Regions from separate parts of the Homo sapiens genome. Here region 2 is linked to region 1. A link is a loop called in an ENCODE intact Hi-C map of the cell type or tissue named here. Cell type or tissue: heart right ventricle. All regions are shown on one strand. Links, peaks and the distances in the headings refer to the core of each region. The heading gives the core; the rest is flanking DNA.

Region 1 (5,375 bases), core at 312-5,311:
CATTACATTACTGCTGTGTTTGGATCTTAATTTTACATTTCTTTTGTAAGCTATTATTCTAGGCAAAACCATTCTTATTGTATAGCTCTAATGTGGTGCTAGAGGCGTTTAACAGTGTTAGCTTTTATTTTTGAAGAAAGAAGAAATTGCCACTTTAATCTACTACAAAGTGAAAGCACATGCACGTGTTAAAACAGACACCTAGCGAAAGCGGGTGTGTGAGGGTGTGTGTGGGTGTGCATGCTTATTTAAAAAGTCCTTCTTTGTTTCTGAGCTGAGGAAGCACAACTAAGAGTGTTGAGCAGCTTTTTTTGTTTGTTTGCTATTTGAGGACGGAAGGTGACATTTCCTCTGGACATTCCCATCTTGCCGATGTCGCTGGCATGGGGACACCAGGCTGCCTAACAGAGAGGCCGTGGTGAGAGCTGCATGGCAGGGGAGGACCACCACATCAGTGCTTTCCCACGCCTTTCCCGCCTCAGGTTTTGAAGCCACTCTGGAATCTGCGAGGCTCCGAGTGTGGCTGGGTTCTGATGTCCCGGCACCCCCGGCAATCACCTTCTTCCCTGTGTGTTTTCTGCAATTCCGTCAGCTGCAGCCTGGATGCAGACAGGAGTGGGCTTGGGGAGCTCCAGCTTCCGGGGATGGAGCTCCATGCTAAAATCACAGCTTTCAGAAAGGGGTGCTAACGATTTTTCTCCTGCCAAAATGTTCAGACAATAATGCAGCAAACATGGGATTCAGCTCTTTCCTGCCCCAGCTCGGTGCACCTACCTTGTGGGCGTCACTCAAAACAAGGGTGAGCTACAGAGGGAGCCTCAGCTCTGGACTGGAGCCCCTGGGGACCTACAGGCAGCCCCAGACCCTCATTCCTCCACATCTGAGTCTCCTCCCTAAGTGGAGAATCCACAAACCATCCTCATAGAATGTTCTGGTGTCCACGTGCGGAGCGTTTCCCCCATGCCAGGCCCCTACATGCACTGAGGTTTGCTCTGTCGCCATGCACTGAGGTTCCTGGGAGTGTTGTGAGGCTGAGCTGAACCAGGGCAGAATCATACTTCAACGACCGGCCGGGCACCGTGCAGTGGCCGATGGGAACCACAGCCTCACACCCACGCCCGCTCCTCCCCTTTCTTTTTTCTAAGTTATTTTTTGTTTTAAAAATAACATTTGTTGAATATTTAAATATTAGGGAAAAGCATAATGATAAAAATAAGAGCACACTAATATCTGCAGGTGTAAATACAAATATTTCTTCTATTTTTCCATGTAAAAAATGTAAACATATAAGCATTATAGAAGTTAGAACATGCCCAATTTAAACATTTCTGTCATTTATTTCATTGAACTTTATGAGTGCCATTTTATTGTTTTATAATTATAAATTATACATTTATAATTTAAAATACTGTTTTAAAGTAATTATATAACACCTAAGTGCCTGAATATTCCATAATTTTTTTAGCCACCTCTACATTTTTAGATTCAATTCTTTATCTTTTTTTTTTTTTTCTGTCAGTGATGAACACTCTTGTGTCTCCTCAGCCCTGCACCTTGCCCGGCCCCTCAGATCTGAGTGCTTGACCCCCACAGACCCATGTTCAGAGCTGGCGAGCTCCACCCAGAGCACGGAAGCCTTGCTCCGAGACCTCGGCACCCGCCCATGCATCACTCAATCTGCTTAAACCACCTGCTCTTCGTTTGTAGCAAAGTGACTTCTTTGAAGGGTCAGAATGGGTGGCATTTCACAATGTGGAAGCCATGAAGCACTGCCACAACAGATATTCTGGTGGAAAGGCCTCTCCCCACCACTCTGACCCTGGAAGGAGATGGAGTAATCGACCTGGGAAGATCCTTGAGTGGCACCTGTGATCTCACACTGACGGCTACTGAATCCGGGGCTCACCCCTCCTTCCGACCATCAGGTGACCCACAGGAGGGCTGCCTGAGAGACAATGGCTGTCCTTGAAGCCTGCAGGCCATAGATGGTGCTATAAGAAAAGCAGCCAGCAGAGCCCTGTTTGCTGTTTGTTTATAGAGATATAACCTACGTGCAAGTGGCTATTCTAGGATTCAACATGAGCAGCTCATTTCCTTGGGAAGCCACTGGGTGACAGAGAACCAGGTGACAGTCTTCTGAGGCCACAGGTGCTGATCCCACCAATGCACCCCACCTCCCTCTCCCTCAACAGACACATTCCAGCGAGAGTGCACCTGCCCAGGATCATGTATGAGCAATCATGACTCGGCTGTTGTGTGGCACAGAGGAGGGTTTTAACCTCACGCCCACACGTGTTGGATTTCTCCAAATCTCTCCATGCTGCCCGGCTGGGGTTCTCCTCCATCCCACGCCAGGACACCTCACCTGGTCAGCAGCCCTGTTCCACCCACAGGCTCTGAATCTCTTCTCCTTTTTGAGTGGAGCAGGTTATGGAGTCCTAGCATGCATGTGCACAGCCAGGTGTTCAGAAAAAGCCCAACCCTGGAAGGAGATGGAGTAACAGACCCGGGAGGACAAAGAGAAGTGCAAGCCCAGCAAAAGGAGGCAAACCCAGAGTCCCTCCGCAAAACCACCTCTCGGAGAAGGCTCCCTCTGTGAGGCTGGAGAAAATCCCTTTGCAAAACCACCTATGGTAGGAGGCTCCCTACATGAGGCTGGAGTATGCCCGTGGCTTCCTCAGCCCTGCACCACCACGTGGTTTGAGAATGCCGGGCTGAGAAGCTCTGGCACCACAGGTTGTCCAGCCACAGCAGTTGCAAGCTGTCTCATAGGTTGATGCCCCAACCTGGACTTCAGCCTCTAGAAGAAGATGTTTATAGATTTATAAACTCAACTGTTAGTCCATCTGGTGGCTATAACAGAATATGTAGGCCAAGTAGCTGATAAATAATGGAAATTTATTGCCCACAGCTCTGGAGGATGAGAAGCCCAAGATGAAATCATCCAGCAGACTTGCAGTCTGGTGAGGTCCCACTTTCTGGTTCATAGTGGAAGGAGCCAGGGATGCCTCTGGGGCCTCTGGTTTAAGGGCACTAATCCCATTCAGGAGGGCTGCACCCTGACGACCTAATCACTTCCAGATCCTCCACCTCCTCACCGTCACGACCTAATCACTTCCAGATCCTCCACCTCCTCACCATCACGACCTAATCACTTCCAGATCCTCCACCTTGTCACCAAAACGACCTAATCAATTCCAGATCCTCCACCTCCTCACCATCACGACCTAATCACTTCCAGATCCTCCACCTCCTCACCATCACGACCTAATCACGTCCAGAGCCTCCACCTCCTCACCATCATGACCTAATCATTTCCAGATCCTCCACCTCCTCACCATCACGACCTAATCACTTCCAGATCCTCCACCTCCTCACCATCACGACCTAATCACTTCCAGATCCTCCACCTCCTCACCATCACGACCTAATCACTTCCAGATCCTCCACCTCCTCACCATCACGACCTAATCACTTCCCGGATCCTCCACCTCCTCACCATCACGACCTAATCACTTCCCGGATCCTCCACCTCCTCACCGTCACGACCTAATCACTTCCCGGATCCTCCACCTACTCACCATCACGACCTAATCACTTCCAGATCCTCCACCTCCTCACCATCACGACCTAATCACTTCCAGATCCTCCACCTCCTCACCATCACGACCTAATCACTTCCAGATCCTCCACCTCCTCACCATCACGACCTAATCACTTCCCAGATCCTCCACCTCCTCACCATCACGACCTAATCACTTCCCAGGTCCTCCACCTCCTCACCATCACGACCTAAGCACTTCCCGGATCCTCCACCTACTCACGATCACGACCTAATCACTTCCCAGATCCTCCACCTCCTGACCATCACGACCTAATCACTTCCAGATCCTCCACCTCGTCACCATCACGACATAATCACTTCCAGATCCTCCACCTCCTCACCATCACGACATAATCACTTCCAGATCCTCCACCTCCTCACCATCACGACCTAATCACTTCCAGATCCTCCACCTCCTCACCATCACGACCTAATCACTTCCAGATCCTCCACCTCCTCACCATCACGACCTAATCACTTCCAGATCCTCCACCTCCTCACCATCACGACCTAATCACTTCCAGATCCTCAACCTCCTCACCATCACGACCTAATCACTTCCAGATCCTCCACCTCCTCACCATCACCACCTAATCACTTCCAGATCCTCCACCTCCTCACCATCACGACCTAATCACTTCCCAGAGCCTCCACCTCCTCACCATCACGACCTAATCACTTCCAGATCCTCCACCTCCTCACCGTCACGACCTAATCACTTCCCAGAGCCTCCACCTCCTCACCATCACGACCTAATCACTTCCAGATCCTCCACCTCCTCACCATCACGACCTAATCACTTCCAGATCCTCTACTTCCTCACCATCATGAGCTAATCACTTCCAGATCCTCCATCTCCTCACCATCACTACCTAATCACTTCCCAGAGCCTCCACCTCCTCACCATCACGACCTAATCACTTCCCAGATCCTCCACCTCCTCACCATCACGACCTAATCACTTCCCAGATCCTCCACCTCCTCGCCATCACGACCTAATCACTTCCAGATCCTCCACCTCCTCACCATCACGACCTAATCACTTCCCAGATCCTCCACCTCCTCACCATCACGACCTAATCACTTCCAGATCCTCCACCTCCTCACCATCACCACCTAATCACTTCCAGATCCTCCACCTCCTCACCATCAGGACCTGATCACTTCCAGATCCTCCACCTCCTCACCATCATGACCTAATCACTTCCCAGAGCCTCCACCTCCTCACCATCATGTTGGGGATTCGGATTTCAACACATGGATTTGGGGAGGGGTGAACACATGCAGCCCATTGCATTAACACATCCCAGAGTAAACTTGTTGTCTTTTCCACAAACCTCTTCTCTTTCTGGTGCTGAGTTTTCTTGGTGAGAGGATGAGAGGAACTACCCCTGCAGAGCATGTGCGTGCCCCAAGTCAGCTGGAGTTGGCCTTGACTGTGTCTCCTATTCCACACGCCATGTCCGCAGAACCACATCCTTCTATGTCTCTTCCCTGATGAGGCTCAGCCCACTCCCGCTGAACCATCCCTCCAAACGCCACCTTCTCAACTCTCACCTGGGTCCCCACATCACCACTGCACCTGTTTCTCAGCCCCAGTGCCACCAAGGCTCAGCTCCTAGAATCTTCTCAATGACTTTTTTTTTTTTTTTTGAGATGGACTCTTGCTCTGTCACCCAGAATGGAGTGCAATCTAGGCTCCCTGCTACCTCTGCCTCCCAGGTTCCAGTGATTTTCCTGTCTTAGCCTCCCAAGTAGCTGGGATTACAGA
Region 2 (5,375 bases), core at 186-5,185, 170 kb before region 1:
GCCAGCGCCTGTTTCCATCTGCCGAGCCATCCTTTCTTCTGAATGTGAACTGTTTTCTTGGTTTCTTTCTGGCATCAGAAAGCAACAATGAGTGATTATCTGATGCAGCATCCCTGGGGCCCCAGGTGCTGGTGACTCATTCAAGTCTCCCTGCAAACCAATTCATTAAACCTGCTTCATCTGGGACGTGCTGAGAGTGGAGGTATATTTCAAAAGCGGTTTGGCAGCAACGCTGCAATTAAACAAGGAGGGAAGGAGAGCAGAGGCGGAGGAGGAAGGCGCGATTTAGTTGTGACTTGAACACCGTCTACACCAGCCAAAGAAGGCTGGTCCACACTGGCTTTCAGCTGAGGGGAGGGGCAGTGCCCAGATCATGTAATTTTTGAAATTATGTTTGTAATTAACTTCACGATATCTCCAGGGAATTCTGGAAAGACAGCAAGAAAAAACACTGCAGTATCTGTCCTATCAGATACTACAAAGCACCTAATGAGGTATCCTTAGGACATTAGAAAAAACACTCACTCAAAAAAGGTAGAATTCTTCCTTTGTATTCTTGGGGTGTTGGTTAGGGTGGCCGGGTTCTTCGTTAAGTTCATCGTTAAGCAAGCAGGGTCTTGCTGCCTGTGAGATGATTCACGGAGTTTTAGTTTTTACTCTTCAGGCACGGTCTGGCTTTCCTCCTAATAGTCTTTTACCAAGCAACCTCTTCAGGAACTTTTAAGTTCATGCAGATTTTTAGGAAAGTTAAATCTAAAATATTTTGTGATAACAATTTGAAGGTCAGAAAACATGGCTATCTCCCTACTTATCAGTTGTTTTAGTGAGCCTTGCCCCTTTGAATTATGTTCTAATATTTTAATACAATCTCCATAAAAACAATAAATTTACAAGAGAAGCAGAGTCCCAAGTCAAGCGCCCTCGACCACATTCAGAACTTTCCTGTCTCAGAGCTTGGCTATTTGCATCGCTGGATATAATCACGGGGCAAATTGTGCAAGAATGAGCAATGGAAGACGTCTGGCGATTGAGCGATTTCTCAGCCCCTGGATGTAGTGAGCAGAGTTGGAATAGATGGATGAGACCTGACATATCCAAGTAAAAGCAGCCAATGAAGCAGCTTAATGGGCTCCCCGGGGCGTCCTGGGAGTACACGCCACCTTCACCCATTAACGATTAGCTCCGCTCCAGACGTCTCAGCTGCCATGCAGCCCCACGCAAAGAAGCTCAGGAGACCAGCACCTGCCTTCTGACAGCTTACAGTCCAGTGGGCTTCAGTGAAAGGGGTGGGATCCAATCATCCCCATGAACTTGGGACCTGAAACTTCTTTGCTGGAAGCTTCTTTCTCAAAGAGCGCCAGGAAACCACGGTTTCAGGTACACACAGTCAGCATGCGCTGTAGCAATGTGCTTTGCAGCTGGAACTCCTATCAAGCATCCTAGGCAAGGCATGCACCCCAGCGCCAGAGAGAATCAGGAAGGGGAAGGTGCCCTGAACCTCAGACAAGAACCCCTTCCAGAAACCACCACCAAAGCCATCACTGTGTTTCCACCCTCAGACCTGTGTCTCTTTAGCTTCTTGGTAGAGGAAGAAGAGGAGCTGGGTGGGCAGGGCTCAGCAGCTTCTAAGTTTTTGCCATGTTTATGGACAAGTGGGCCAGTTCAGATTTGGATTAGATCACCTAAGAGAAGGCGTGGAAATTTGAAAGAGTTTTACAACAGGAAACTGGCAGAGAATGTCGTTGCTCTCTAATGCCGTGTTTCTCCTTTTCCTGGGCACACAGCCAAATTACAGCCCAAGGTCTCCTTGCACCTGTGAGTTCTGCCCAAGCCTGTGTTGGTGGGCGAGATGGAAGCTACCTCCAGCTTAAATAATCTGTTCTTTTTACTGTTCTAGTCCATGGTAGATTTGGATGCCATGCGTTAAAGATGGCAGTGCCACAGACCCAGGGGCCCCAAATGACTGCGTGGAGCCGAGACCCTCACCTCTTCCAACACAATGCTCTGGGAATGGGGAGAGAAGTAAAGTTTTGCATGTTAAATCATGAACGTTTTGTGTCTGTTTGTTCTAGCAGTTCACCTACTCTCACCAGTACAAAGGATATGCAAGCATGGGGAAAAGTTGTCTTATTTAAAGTGCACTTAATACTTTATTAGCAAAGACTAAATAAATACATTGAGCAAGTCTATCAGGTTATCAATCAGACAGTAAAACAGTGGAGGATCAAGATTGAAGGTTAAGTCGTCATAGAAAGAACATGCTTGCTGTGATAACATCTCCTTTTCTAGGTTCTTGAATGCAAGTTAATTTTCCCAAGGTCTCATTTTCACTCTGTGCCTCAAGACTTCACTCCTGGCCCATAGGTGGCTGTTGATTTTTTTTTCTTTGACAGCAGGGGGTGCTCTGGGAATATGCTCTTCAAACTAACTTCTGCCTCTAGTTATGGTTCTTTAAGAACCCAAAAGAAAGAAAAAGAATAATAACAATTTGTCAGTTCATAAATAAATGTCTTCTAACTTTGGAAACGCAGATTAGCACAGGCCCAGGGCCTGAAAGAAATTAAAGTGGTACTAAAATAAATTAGACAGTCGAAATGCAACCAGTAAAGAATAAAAGAAACGTGTGTCGTTCACGGAACCCACCATGTACTTCAAGCTGAGAGATCAACCACTATCCCCAAGATAAGCTTGAGAAGCACTGGCGGTCATTGAGTAGGGTGGTGACTTGTCTTTCTCCTCCGCTCCTGGCTGGGTGATAGAGTGAGGAGGAGATTGGGTGAATCGTGTCAGGATCCAGCACTACCCAATTCTTACCACTGCAATGGCCACGTTTCAAACAAGGGCTTGGTGGAGGGAGATTATGAGTGGTGGAGGTAAAATTGGTGTTGAAGACACATCTAAGAGCTGGATCGATTCCCTTGGATTTGTTTTCTGATTTCTGGTTTTCATTTGCAAAGTAGAGATGATCCCTCCTGGCCCCCATCTCAACAGGCTGCTCTGGGTCCTGTGAGAACACGTCTCATGCTTGGTATTTAAATCCCTAGCTTTTCTCAAGTGGCTGGGAATGGAATTTTATCCTAGAGATGTCCTGACCATTGGTTTGCCAACGCCCTACTAATTCACGTGTTCTCAGTTCCCTCAATGGCCTTCACATTTATTTTTTGGTGATTCCTCCAATTCTCTTTCCCTGATCTCCAAAAAACTAAATAGTACAAAAAGGGGGCTCCTTGTGCTCTGCCACTGATTGATCATACCGGTTGCCACCTGTTTATTGGTCCATGCACCCCACTGGTTGACAGTAGCATCTTGAGCTTTATTATACTGACCGTAGCAGTACTTGCTGAGTGAGTGAGTGAATGGCTGGCTACCCACTCCTCCCCTGGAATCTGTGAGTGCCATAAGCTGCATTGTTGCTGTTTCTCTCACTCATTTCAGATTGCATCTCAGTGCGCTTCAAGCTCGCCCCCAAGAACACTGGGCACCTTGGGGTGGGGGCCTATTCATTTCCCTTTGGATCCTCAGTGCCTGAGATACTACTTGGAGATTGACTAACATTTGTTGGGTGAATGAGTAAATGAATAAAGCAATGAGTTATCTGTTCAGCATTTAAGGATTGGGATTGATAAGACTGGAGTCTAGACTGCTTTCTAAAACAATCTTTCTAAGATACTCAGTGAATGTTTCTTGGCTCCTGAGATGACCTATGTCTTCTTAGGGCCTCATTTGCTAGAAAGGTTCTTAAATTGGCGCACCATTGTGGAGCATCAGAGTTAGTCCTGTTGTGGACTCATCTTTTGGAGGGACATTTGGGGAAGTCAAGTGATACATGTTTTAACACCTAAATTATCTAAATCTAGCACAGGATTTTTTTCTCACAGTTAATGACATATTGACAATTAAAAAAAATTCTGCTTTTTAAGAGTTTAGACAACTGTTTACCAGAGACCTAAGACCACGGCATCATTTTCTCCGTCATTACTTCAATGTAATAAAAGCAGTATATGAAAAATCCACAGCTAACATCACACTCAGTGTTGGAAGCCTGAAAACATAACTCCTAAGGTCAGGAGAAAGATGAGTGTTTATTCTCACCACTTCTATTCAACATTGTACTAGAGTTCTTGCCAGGGCAATTAGGCAAGAAAAAGAAATAAAAGGCATCCAGATTGGAAAGGAGGAAACGAAACTTTCTCTACTCACAGATCGCATAATCTTGCATGTAGAAACCCCTAAAGAAATCTGTGAAAACCTATTAGAACTAATAAATGAGTTCAGAAAGGTTGCATGATCAACATACCTAAATCAGTTTTATTTCTATACTATTAGCAATGAACAATCCAGAAAGGAAATTATAAAAACAATTCTGTTTACAGTAACATCAAAAATAAAGTGCTCAGTAATAAATTCAGCGTAGGAGATGCAAGGCTTATACACTCAAAACTATAAAATATTGTTGAAAGAAAGTAAAACAGACTTCAATAAGTGGAAGGACATCCTATATTCATGGATTGGAGACTTAATGTTGTAAAGATGACAATATTCCCCAAAGTGACCAATTGATCACTATTAAAATTTCAATGGGCTTTTTTTTTTCCAGAAATGGAAAAACTAACTCCAAAATGTGTATGGAATTGCAAGGAACCATGAATAACTAAAACAATGTATAAAAAGAGAACAAAATTGGAGGGCTAACACTTCCCAATTTCAAAGCTTACTACACAGCTACAGTAATTAAAACAGTATGGTACTGACACAAGATAGACATACAGAGCAAGGAAATAGAATTGAGATTCTAGAAATAAACTCATACATGTATGACCAATTGATTTTTGACAATGGTGCTAAGACCATTCATTGGGGGAAAACAGACTTTTTAATAAATAGTGCTGGGGCAAAGCCTGATGTAGGCTCATAATAATAATAATAATGATAATAAAGTACTGAACAACTGGATATCCATATGCAAAACAACAATTGTGTATCCCTATCTCACACCAAATAAGAAGTCAACTTAAAATAGAACAAAGACTTAAATATAAGTGCTAAAAATATGAAACTGTTATAGGAAAACATAGGTGTATTTTTGTGACCTTGGATCAGACTATGGTTTCTTAAATGTAACACTGAAAGCATAGTCAAAACCACAAAACAATGGATAATTTGGACTTCACCAAAATAAAAAGCTTTTGTGAATCAAAGGACACTACTAAGAAGGTGAAAACATAACCTATCAAATGAGAGAAAATATTTGTAAATAATATGTATTAGTCCGTTCTCACACTGCTAATAATGACATACCTGAGACTGGGTAATTTATAAAGGAAAGAGGTTCAATGGACTCATAGTTCCACATGACTCGGGAGGCCTCACAGTCA

Evidence for each region. Hi-C counts contacts between places; a loop is a spot of excess contacts. Peaks named below come from ENCODE experiments on the same cell type or tissue, not always from the same donor. Only the 100,000 strongest peaks of a DNase experiment are listed, where the experiment ranks them.
Region 2: it touches region 1 in a loop (3-fold over the local background); 3 of 110 quality-filtered maps call a loop at or near these places.

Annotation. Positions count from the first base shown.
Region 1 is chr5:2,142,222-2,147,596 of GRCh38, forward strand. No RefSeq gene overlaps it. Among named protein-coding and RNA genes, the nearest start is that of CTD-2194D22.4, 260 kb to the left of the region's middle. RefSeq lists enhancers at 1,680-2,213, 2,858-3,359, 3,360-3,859, 4,554-5,053. In heart right ventricle, for the core only: no CTCF peak of the experiment used is centred there; no DNase peak of the experiment used is centred there; H3K27me3 peaks cover 1,526 bases.
Region 2 is chr5:1,973,713-1,979,087 of GRCh38, forward strand. The region is part of intron 2 of LOC105374618 (a long non-coding RNA gene); the gene reads left to right. Among named protein-coding and RNA genes, the nearest start is that of CTD-2194D22.4, 89 kb to the left of the region's middle. RefSeq lists an enhancer at 1-466. In heart right ventricle, for the core only: a CTCF peak has its summit at 2,396 (motif pointing right); no DNase peak of the experiment used is centred there.